2 separate regions of the Mus musculus genome follow, and region 2 is linked to region 1. The links are chromatin loops, found by intact Hi-C in ENCODE. Cell type or tissue: heart. All regions are shown on one strand.

Region 1 (5,000 bases):
AAATTCAAGCTTTAAAATAGTATGACAATCAAAGCTGACATGATAACACTATAAATTTATTCCAAAGGCGAAATACAGTATTGCTTCCAGAAGTCAACGCTGAGAGAAACAATTAGCTGGGAAACTAGGCTAATCTACACTCAGGAAAAAGAAGATCCTCAATTGCTGCGGTAGGTGGAGATGAGAGAGAAGGCTGGATTACAGCAGGTAGTGAGAAAAAGGTTGGTGAGACAGTAATGTAGCAGGACCCCAGACTTTAACATACCTGACTCCATGACGGAAGCGCCATGCAGGCTGTAACTCTCAGCAATAAACAGCACCACTGGCTGAAATGAGAAATACCTAATCCATTAAAGTCCACAGTCCTGGGAAAGTCTCTAAATGTATTAACCTTGCCTTTCGGTTTCTGTGCATCATTTCTGGCTAGCTGTTCTTGTTAACTGAAGTATGCTAACCCGGGATATGGGGTTTTTGTGTTTAAAAGCCCACCCTGAAAAAGGCTTGTGTAGTTGCTAGCTTGCTAATAAAGACTTTCTATTGGCTTAAACCCAAGTCCAAGCAGACTTCTCTAGTAGATACTTGTGGTTTGAATATCCTTGGCCCAGAGAGTGGCACTATTAGGAGGTGTGGCCTTGTTAGAATAGGTGTGGCCTTGTTAGAATGGGTGTGGCCTTGTTGAAGGAAGTGTGTCACTGTGGGGGTGGGATTTGAGAGAGCTTCCTTCTAACTGCCTGGAGGCCAATCTTCTTGTTTGCCTTTGGAACATGATGTAGAACTCTCAGCTCCTCCAGCACCATGCCTGCCTCAGTTCCCAAGCTATAAGTTCCTCCCAGCAAGCTCCTTTTAACCACAGAAAGCCTGCTTAGAGAATGGGAAACATCAGGCTTACCCGGGGCTCCTTAGAGGGGCAGCTGATGTCAAGGTTGACCTGATGACCAACTCCAGTGATTAAATCGTGTGTACATGAACAATACCACTTCACAGGAAGGGCTTCACAGGGCTTCGAGTTTAATGAACACTTTGTGCTTCAGTCATCAACTGCTGCAAGAACAGAAGCCACTGGCCCTGGGATGCTCTGGACTTCCATGTACCTCTTTACCTAGCTGCTCATATACCATCATAAGAAGCCCCGTGCAGCTCCACCTAAGTTTACCTGAATGAGGTAAGTTTTAGAAATGGATAGTGCTTGAGATAGATGCCCATTCTGGTAAGTATTTGCTTGAGATAGAAACCCCTCCTGGAAAGATTTTAGCATTCTTCCAGCCATCCTGAGCTTGGAAACCTGATCTGTAGCAAGATTAGACAGAAGCTGTGGCTAAACCAGGACATATCACTTAGAACCGGACCTTAGCATGGGAGATTGAGACCTTCACCAAAGGTACCCTCCATCTCCTAATGTCAGACCCAGTCTATACTATAAGATACCTGTCACCCACCTGTCTGCTGAGAAATGGTTGATATGAAAAAAAAAAAAAAAAACCTTCAAAACTTCGGTGTGAACACTGTTGAGGAAGAACACAAGAAAAAGGAGTTTTGTAGTCTGTTGAGAGGCAGAGTCATTCATAGACAAAGGACCTCTACCAAGCAGCAGAGCACAGAAAAGTCCTGGCAGCCCCAGTGCATGCTGGGAGGGCCCAAGATGACAGAGGTTATGGAAATGAGAGTGTTCCAGACCCTTGTAGACTTATGTCTCCCTGTGGACAGAGGCTTGTGTCTATGTTGGGACAGAACTTCTGATCTGCCGTACATATATGTACCCTCATTATTTCAACTTGGTAACCAACTATAGGCAGTCCAATGGGGAGAAACAAGCTAAGAGCTTGTTATTTCCTATTGAATCAAACCTTAGATATTGTGACAAAGACCTGTGAGTCTGCTAGAGGTTACTTATTTCATCTGTCCCCCTCATAAGTCCTACCTCCCCAGGACCACTTCAGAGCTGCCCAGAGGCAAACCTAGCCACCAGACCATATACCTCAGCAGCAGTCAGGGAGGCAGCCTAGCCCTGTCTTTGAACTTTTCCGTTTGCCAGCAACCACCCAGTCTCAGAAAAGTGTATGAGCTGCATCTTTAAAAACGTCCCTCTGCCTCAGCTGGGAAGAGAGCCTGCCTGTCTGTGGCTACACTATCACAGAGAGAGCCTGCTTCCTCTGGTGGGATCGTTGCCAAGGGCTCGATTGAATGTCAGTTCTCCTAGAACTGCTTATGGGAACATTGTTGCTATATGGCCTAAGCCAAACAATCCCAGAGTCACCTGACATCCTCCATCCAACATTTAGGCGTCATCAAACTTAATTTCCCCTTTGTGCAATAAAACACCAAGAGGAAGCTCTAATAGACTGTATTATGTAACAGTTCTATAAAAATAGCAGGCCAGCGCTGGAGCACTTCCTTCCTGGGGCCCAGTAACCTATGCTGAAAGGATACACACTGGTTACCCAGGCAACCATGAGAGATGACACTAGGGAGGAAAGGAAAGAAAGGAAAAAAAAATCACCAACAAAAGGACCCTTTTTTGGCTCAGTAAAATGAAGCCTGGTGTCAAGCTTGTGGCGCAGAGAGGAGCCCTTAGCCATTCCGCTCAGGCTGCAGGAGCCCGGAAAGCCCTCGCTAGCCTCCCTTTTTTTAAAGAGAAGGAAAGGGACCTTCCTGGGGAAATCCTCATCTCAATTTACAACGCAGCATCTTTCGCAGCAGCCAGTAATCGCTATTTACCATCTTCTTTCTTGTCCACCGAGCTCAAGAAAATAATAATTTCAGTGTCGCGCACTTGTCCTTGTTCGTTTTTCTCCTAGTTTTGTTTGGGGTTTTGTTATGCAGGCAGTAAGTACTTTAAAGGCAATAACCTAATAAACAACCTCTAACTTAAGAAAGGAAAGCAGGGACACACAAACTGTATCGTGCTTTAAAAGTGGATGATACCTATCTCTGGAAAACGGACTTCATTTCCTTCAGCACGGAATTCAACCCCTCAGAGTTACTGGCGATACTCCTATATTCATCGCCTTGTAAAATGGACTACTATTTTAATTTCTGAAGTTTGTTTTTTCCCTCTAGACAGGGCATAGAGGCAGAAGGTACCTATGTATTCTTTCTCTCCTGAGGAAGAAATCCACCCTATGGAACTTACACATACAAGTTGGAGCCTCTGGAAAAGACAACCCAGGAAGAGTCTAAAGAAATTAAATTTGGATCACTAATATAAAGCAAGAACAATCGCTCTTTCAACAGGATCCCTCCGATCCAGGCTCATAAACAGGCAATGTACTTTCATCCACAGATCTGTCTCCATCCTCATGTAATAATGAGTTACTGTAAGATGAGGCGCTTGGCACAAAGCACACCCCCCTTGTCAAGTAGGAATGAGGTCTGTGGAAGCGAGGGATGGAGCTATGTGCAAACCCAAATCAACAGAAGTATGTCTAGCCTATGAGCTGACGTGTGTAAAGGAAGACATGATAGATAATGAACTCTGATCTACAGGAGAGGTACCCCGCCTATCCTGGCCTCTCTCACCCTTCCCCATAACATCTGACCCTCACTTATGGACAGCAGCTGCTAGAAGGCAGTTAGCCAATAGCAAGCTCATCTCCCCCGACTCTGGGCAAGTGGTGGTGTGGGAAATCATTCCTCTGATTTTATTAATCTGTGTTCTGAGCTAGAGATTCCAGCCTCCAAAGGGAACCACTTAAAGCCGGATTCCAGCCTTTCCCTAGACAGTTGGTCTGACCATCTGTATACCCCATACCTGGGCTCTCCTCAAGACAGACCTAGAGAGATTAATACTTAAGCAGCAGATGCTGTATGAAACACACATGTTCAGTTGCAAACCAGGGCTGATGCCGCTGTGCTGTAGAAGAGAGTGTGCTCAGGGAAGGCAGGTTCTCAAAGCTACCAGCATTTAGTTTCCTTTTTGCTAAGGGTTTGATCAACACGATTAAGATGTAGACAGCCTGATTTTATCCACATCTTAATTTTCACTCTGGAAAGTACTGAAGGGGTTAGGGGTGGGGGGAGGAAAGCTTGATGAAATGAATACACAACATTTGCTAGAAGCTCTTTACCCTAGCCCTTGCCGTCCACAGGTAGCCCAAAGCAGATGGAAAGTCCCAGGAGGTGGCTGGTTGGTACCTCATCTGCCCACAGCTGGCTCGTTCCACACTGGGGTATGATGTAGCTCCCTGGTGTAGTACTTGCCAAGCATCTGTGAGGCTCTAGGGTCAGAGCTTAGCATTGCAAGAATCAAACAAACCAAAACACAAGATGCAGAAAGGTGATGGTGTGGCTCCCTGGACCGTGGGATGCTTGAGCAGCAGCAGAACTGGCACCCGTCAGGATCCCCTCAGCCCAGTTTTCTCTCGGCTTTCAGGAACGTCTCTTTCCCTTCCTGCCTCAAGGGAAGGCTTCACTTGTGGCCCACTTCATGGTGTTTACTTAAAGATTTGTTTTCCTGATGCTTAAAAAGCCGGGCGTGCATCTGGGGTTTGTAATTCTAAGTCAGAGAAAGACAGTTGTTATGTATTGTTTAAAATTTGTTTAATAGGGAGGAATTTCTTTGAAAACATCAGGCCAAGCTTATGATGTAAATTTACTATCTGTAAATTTACAAAGTAGCGACAGAAAGTATAACATAGTGTGCTAATTGATCTATGCTCCAAGGGACATCCGCTCAGCCCTGAAAGAGTGTCTGGCAGTCTTAAAAGCTGTTAACCCGAGTGGGGAACACGATGCTTTCTCCTGGGTAATTTTCCTTTTATGGTGCTTTTCTTTTTCCTTTCTGTCCACCTATGTTTGCTAATTTCACTATCAAAACCATGTAAGGATCTAACATAAAAAGAAAAAGCAGGTAAGAAGCTGGAATCAGGACTAACACTCTGTGATTCTCGGCTGAAAACCAGTCCATAGCAAAAGCCCCCTCCAGCACTCGCTGACAAGCCAGAGAGGCATAGTCCAGGCCCATTTCTCAGGCTGGGCAGGGCTGAGCTCCCAAGTGTTCCACT
Region 2 (5,000 bases), 110 kb before region 1:
ACTTCCAGGCTGTTACAAAACTGTGCTCATCCCTCTTCTCAAGTCAAACGGACATGGCTGGGAGGTCTCTGGGATGAACATCTGAGATGTGAGCAGGGACTCCTTCCGAGGACCCTGTGAACTTGAAAGTCACCACCCTCTTGCCCTTGGAGGATACAAATGAGAAGACCCTTGTCACAAGCATGCATCATCTCTGTCTCTACAGTGCCTGTGCTCTCCACAGACAGTATCTTTTAGGAACTGAAGGCCCTGATGGGTAAGGGCATAGCCCCTGCTACTAGCTGAAGAGGCTCTGTTGTTTCCGTTTGTTGTCTGTCTTGCTAGATGTTAAAGTCCCACATCCCCAAATACAAACCACGGATATTGGAACAGGGAAAGAGAAGCGGGCACAGAGATCTGATGGACAGCAAGCTCTGCAGACATGCACAGCCTCTGACCTAGAAACTCTACTCGTGAAAATGGGGGTTATGACAAGAGCCAGTGTACAATTCAGTGAAACTTCACAATGTAGTAACTTATTGGAGAGGAAAATTGTCCTCAAGCACCCAACACAACTAAAGATGAGCAAATATTGTAATATATAAGATGGACCGATTTACTGTGCCACCAAAAGCAGTATGGCAGATATATTGTTTACCTTGAAAATGTTCATCTCACATTGATAGGTGTGGTGTCTGAAACTGGCCCTTGGGAGGCTGAGGCAGGAGGAATTATATGAGTTTGAGGATGGTTTAAGCTACACAGTGAGTTTCAGACCAGCTTGAGAGGCAGAACAAGACCCTGTCCTAAATAAGAGCAGCAACAATAGAAGGGGGGATAAGACAGGAGGAGGAGGAAGAAGGGAGAGAGGGAGCAAGCGTGCGAGAGGGAGGGCAGACATGTAAATCTACATGTATATGAAAATATAGCGGTTTCCTGTGATTCTGCAGGCCTGAAGATCCCTGAGCACTGACTGCTCTTACTGAGGACCTGGGTTCATTTGCTAGAACCCTCAGATGTACACATGGTGAACACACAGACATGGAAGTAAAAAATCATACACACAAAAGTTTTATGTGTGATCCAGCATGCAGTTACAAACATATATACATAAAAGTATATACTGATTCCCTCTAACAAGTCAGACTGTAAAATTGCTTTCTTATGCAATTAGCCTCATCTTACTTACATCATTAAACTCTTTCTTTTATTTATTTATTTATTTATTATATATCTAAGCACAATGTAGCTGTCTTCAAACACACCAGAAGAGGGTGTCAGATCTTGTTACAGATGGTTGTGAGCCACCATGTGGTGCTGGGAATTGAATTCAGGACCTTGGAAGAGGAGTCGGTGCCCTTAATCGCTGAGCCATCTCTCCAGCCCCCATTAAACTCTTTCAAATTTTAAATTTTGAGCTAATAAAAGACAAAGTGGAAGGAGTTTTCTTCTTGTTCTTTCTACTGTAGTTTAAAACACAGAGAATTAAAACAGTTGCTATTCAAATCAAAGCAGTAAGTAACAACACTGAATCCACGTAAACGAAGCTGCGTCTGATGTACCGGAAGTAGAGAACATGTACCACGCCACAGAGAGCATCACAGGGCCCCCGAGAATTAGAATCACATATCTGACTTTCTGGCCACACTCCTGGGAGATCTTGTGCAATCACAGCAATCGTTCCCATATCCATCAGTTCAGGTCAGAAGAGAAACTGGGTTCACTTTCAACTCTAATGTCCTATCAGCACATTCTTACTGTGGGGTTCACCTTCGACACCCTCAACCACAGAAGAGCCCACACCAGGATGTCTGCTGCTCTTCCTCCAAGGGCCCAGTCTGCACAGACTATTGGAGGGGCCTCTGTGCCTCCTCCTGCCGCCTTGAGAGCGTGTTTACACACTGATCGTCAACAGACACAGTGTCTCCAAAACAAGAAGGACAATGACACAGGCGTCACTTGTCTCTGTATATTCACATAAATAACCAGTGTGTGTCTGACAAGAAGAAAACATGAAGCTGATTCCACTGGCATGCAGAGCTGTTCCTGAAGACCAGCCCCCTTGTCTCCCACAACAGCCACTGATGATCTAATTATGTCTTCCCCTGTGTGTTGGGATGTCTTTAAAGTACTTCCCGACAAGTAAGCAACTAACAAGAAAGCCATGTTCCTTCCCATTTAGGTCAGATTTCCCAGTCTCACCAATGGCCCCTGTAGCCAGGGAGAGGGCTTTTCTCACATATGTTCCATGCTGCCTGTTTTCCTGCCCTAGACAGGCAGATGGAGCAAGGCACGACAGTCCCTTATGGGGCTGACAGATGGGCAGAGAGGGTCGCTCCACTCATGTGTTCTCACACACTGTGGACATCCTGTTTATCTGGCTAGCCTGCTCAGGACTGGCCTTGGTATATCAGCACATTACTGACAGCTGGGAAGATCTCCAGAGGAGCATGCCTTTCCTGTGACAAGCATCCCAAACAGCAACAGGAGCATGTGTCTCTCCACCACGGCCACAGAAAGTAGAGCACACTGGATTTGTGGGCTCTGAGGACAATCACCCACAGGTCCTGCCACACTCTGGGCTGTGCCATCCAGCACACTCTTGCACCTGTATGTCTGGGCACTTTGGGAAGGTCAGGGTGGCAGGCTCCCACCTCCACAGCCTCAGAGGTTACAGCCCTTCCTTCTAGGCCCTGTGTCAGAGCAAAGGAATGTCTCTCAGCCTGATCGAGGCCCTGTGGGATCTGTTGAAAATGCAGGACAGCTGTGGGCCTTGGCGAGGCCGTCTGTGAATGTATGAGACTTGGACACAATTCAAAGCCAGAAATAACTGCAGGACTCAAGCCTGACTCTTGTTTCTCTCTCTCTCTCTCTCTTTCTCTCTCTCTCCCTCTCTCTCTCTCTCTCTCTCTCTCTCTCTCTCTCTCTCTCTTCCTCCTTCCCTCCTTTACTCCCTCTTTCTCTCCCCACCCTCATCAGTGTGTGTGTGTGTGTGTGTGTGTGTGTGCGTGCATGCGTGCGCATGTGTGAATATAAGAGAGAGAGAGAGATCACTCATTCCTTACACTCTGGAGCTGGATCGCAGTCTCATCTCCAACGGTTTCCTGTGCTCTTCATGGCAAAGAATTGTGGGTAACACATTCTCCTTCCATGTGAAAAGCAGCAGCAGGGTTGGGGTGAGCAATAAACCACTTTCCATGATGCTGAAGAACAGGAAATTGAGGAAGAGCCTTTTCCAGGATCCAGCTGGAAGCTGGGAAGCCGCCTAAGGCACACTCTTGTTTGGAAGTCCTCTTCAGGAGCATAGCCAGGTGCTCAGAGGGCTTGGGGAAGCTCTTGTCTTCTCCAGTCAGCTTCCTGTTAAACGGTCCAACTATGACTCTAAGGGTTTGAGCCCTCGACTCTGAGGTCCTTCACCATTTACCTTACAGCAAGAATAATCAGGGAAGGAGCCGACAGTTGGGACATCACTCCAAGACTGCTCCTACAAAGCCAGGTGACTGACACACTACAGAGCTGACTCCAGCCTCAGAAACTGGACTCTAGACATTTTGGCTTCAATAGTACCTGGAGATTCAAATATGCCGTGACAAGACTTGTAAGTGAGGAAATAGCATAGGACACTTGTCACTGTTGCCTGTGTTGAAATTGCTGCCTTTGGGCACAATCAAGTTTTGCTAGCTAACCCCAAGTACAGAGTTGGCTTTGTGTCAGTGTTGACAAGATACTGTGTGTATGAGTGTGTGTGTGTGTGTGTGTGTGTGTGTGTGTGTGTGTGTGTGTAAGAGAGAGAGAGAGAGAGAGAGAGAGAGAGAACCAGGCCCTCATACATCTTAGACAAATTCTCTACCACCCACCTACACACTTGCCCCAATATACTGGCTAAATATTCTGTACTTTAGCCATGATAACTTTCCTAGATGGGGCCTTAAAACTAAAGAATTGTTGGTGCAATTAATATCGTGTTGCTGATATATTAAAATGAATTAAACACACACACACACATATATGACAGGAGAAACCATTCGAAAGGAGAAAGAATTTCCTACAGAGAATTGTACAGATGACATGGGGCCCCTCATGAGCTAAAGGAGATGCCTGGGAGTATAGAAGCACAGAAAGAATTGCTGTGTCTCCACAACCCACAGAACTGGAAGCAGCGTCCCTGACGAGGCTCTCTGGGAGGCCACAGGTGCTCTGCTCATGAGCATTTCCCTCACATGATGACCAGTATTATACTGTGATCCTAGAGGAACATGAGTGGGAGAACGCATTAACTCACTGCATCCCACCAAGTCAAACATGCTTGACAGCGGACTTCTGTCCCACTGTGGGATATTAGGCATCCACCCACAGACATCAGTAGGGACAAAGTGGTTCTCATCCAATACAAATCCTTCTCCCCTTCCCCAGCACCACAGACAGCAGACACTTGCTTTCCTACCTCTTTGCAGCTCAAGTGACCTGCCTTCCTGTGATTCAGGGAGGTCACAGATGCAAAGGAAGAAATGCAACCTGCTTACTGTCATCCTAAGAAGCGGACCTCATCCTCTCAATGACCTTGACTGCCATCTCTAGCCCAGATTCTGTGCTTTAGATCATTTTTCTTAAAGTGCATTCCAAAACTGTATCAGATTTGGGATCCATAAACCTATAACATTATTGGCCTCCAGGTAAGAGAATTCTTCACACAAAATTCACACAAACAGAAATCCTCCTTGACTCTCCTCTCCTCGGCCACCACTCTGTCGTGGGATTGCTCAAGGAATCCTAGATAATTTTCCCCTTGGCATCATTTAGCAATGAGTCAACCTTGGGACCACCTTTTCCCAGACTCATTGCTTCATAAGAAAAGGTCACAGTACAGACTCCCTTTTCTCTGTCACCCGGCAAAGTTTGCCTGCAAAATACTGCGCCTTAAAAGCTTTAAGCAGGATGTAAAAGGTAGAGATGAACCCATGAATGATTGGCACTGAGAAAAAGCCAAAAGTGGCAGGAGGAATTACTAAGACTAATGACAG

What was found. Hi-C counts contacts between places; a loop is a spot of excess contacts. Peaks named below come from ENCODE experiments on the same cell type or tissue, not always from the same donor. Only the 100,000 strongest peaks of a DNase experiment are listed, where the experiment ranks them.
Region 2: a loop joins it to region 1, with 2.2 times the contacts of the local background. A loop is called at or near these places in 1 of 42 quality-filtered maps.

Annotation. Positions count from the first base shown.
Region 1 is chr3:37,766,817-37,771,816 of GRCm38, reverse strand. It overlaps Gm42210 (a long non-coding RNA gene), which reads right to left. Exons shown (of 4, transcript XR_880782.2): 2 at 266-326. Among named protein-coding and RNA genes, the nearest start is that of Gm42210, 16 kb to the right of the region's middle. In heart, no CTCF peak of the experiment used is centred here; a DNase peak (open chromatin) is centred at 2,276; H3K27ac peaks cover 365 bases.
Region 2 is chr3:37,873,191-37,878,190 of GRCm38, reverse strand. No RefSeq gene overlaps it. Among named protein-coding and RNA genes, the nearest start is that of Gm20755, 23 kb to the left of the region's middle. In heart, a CTCF peak has its summit at 2,274; DNase peaks (open chromatin) are centred at 1,630, 2,380, 2,710 and 3,180; H3K27ac peaks cover 2,288 bases.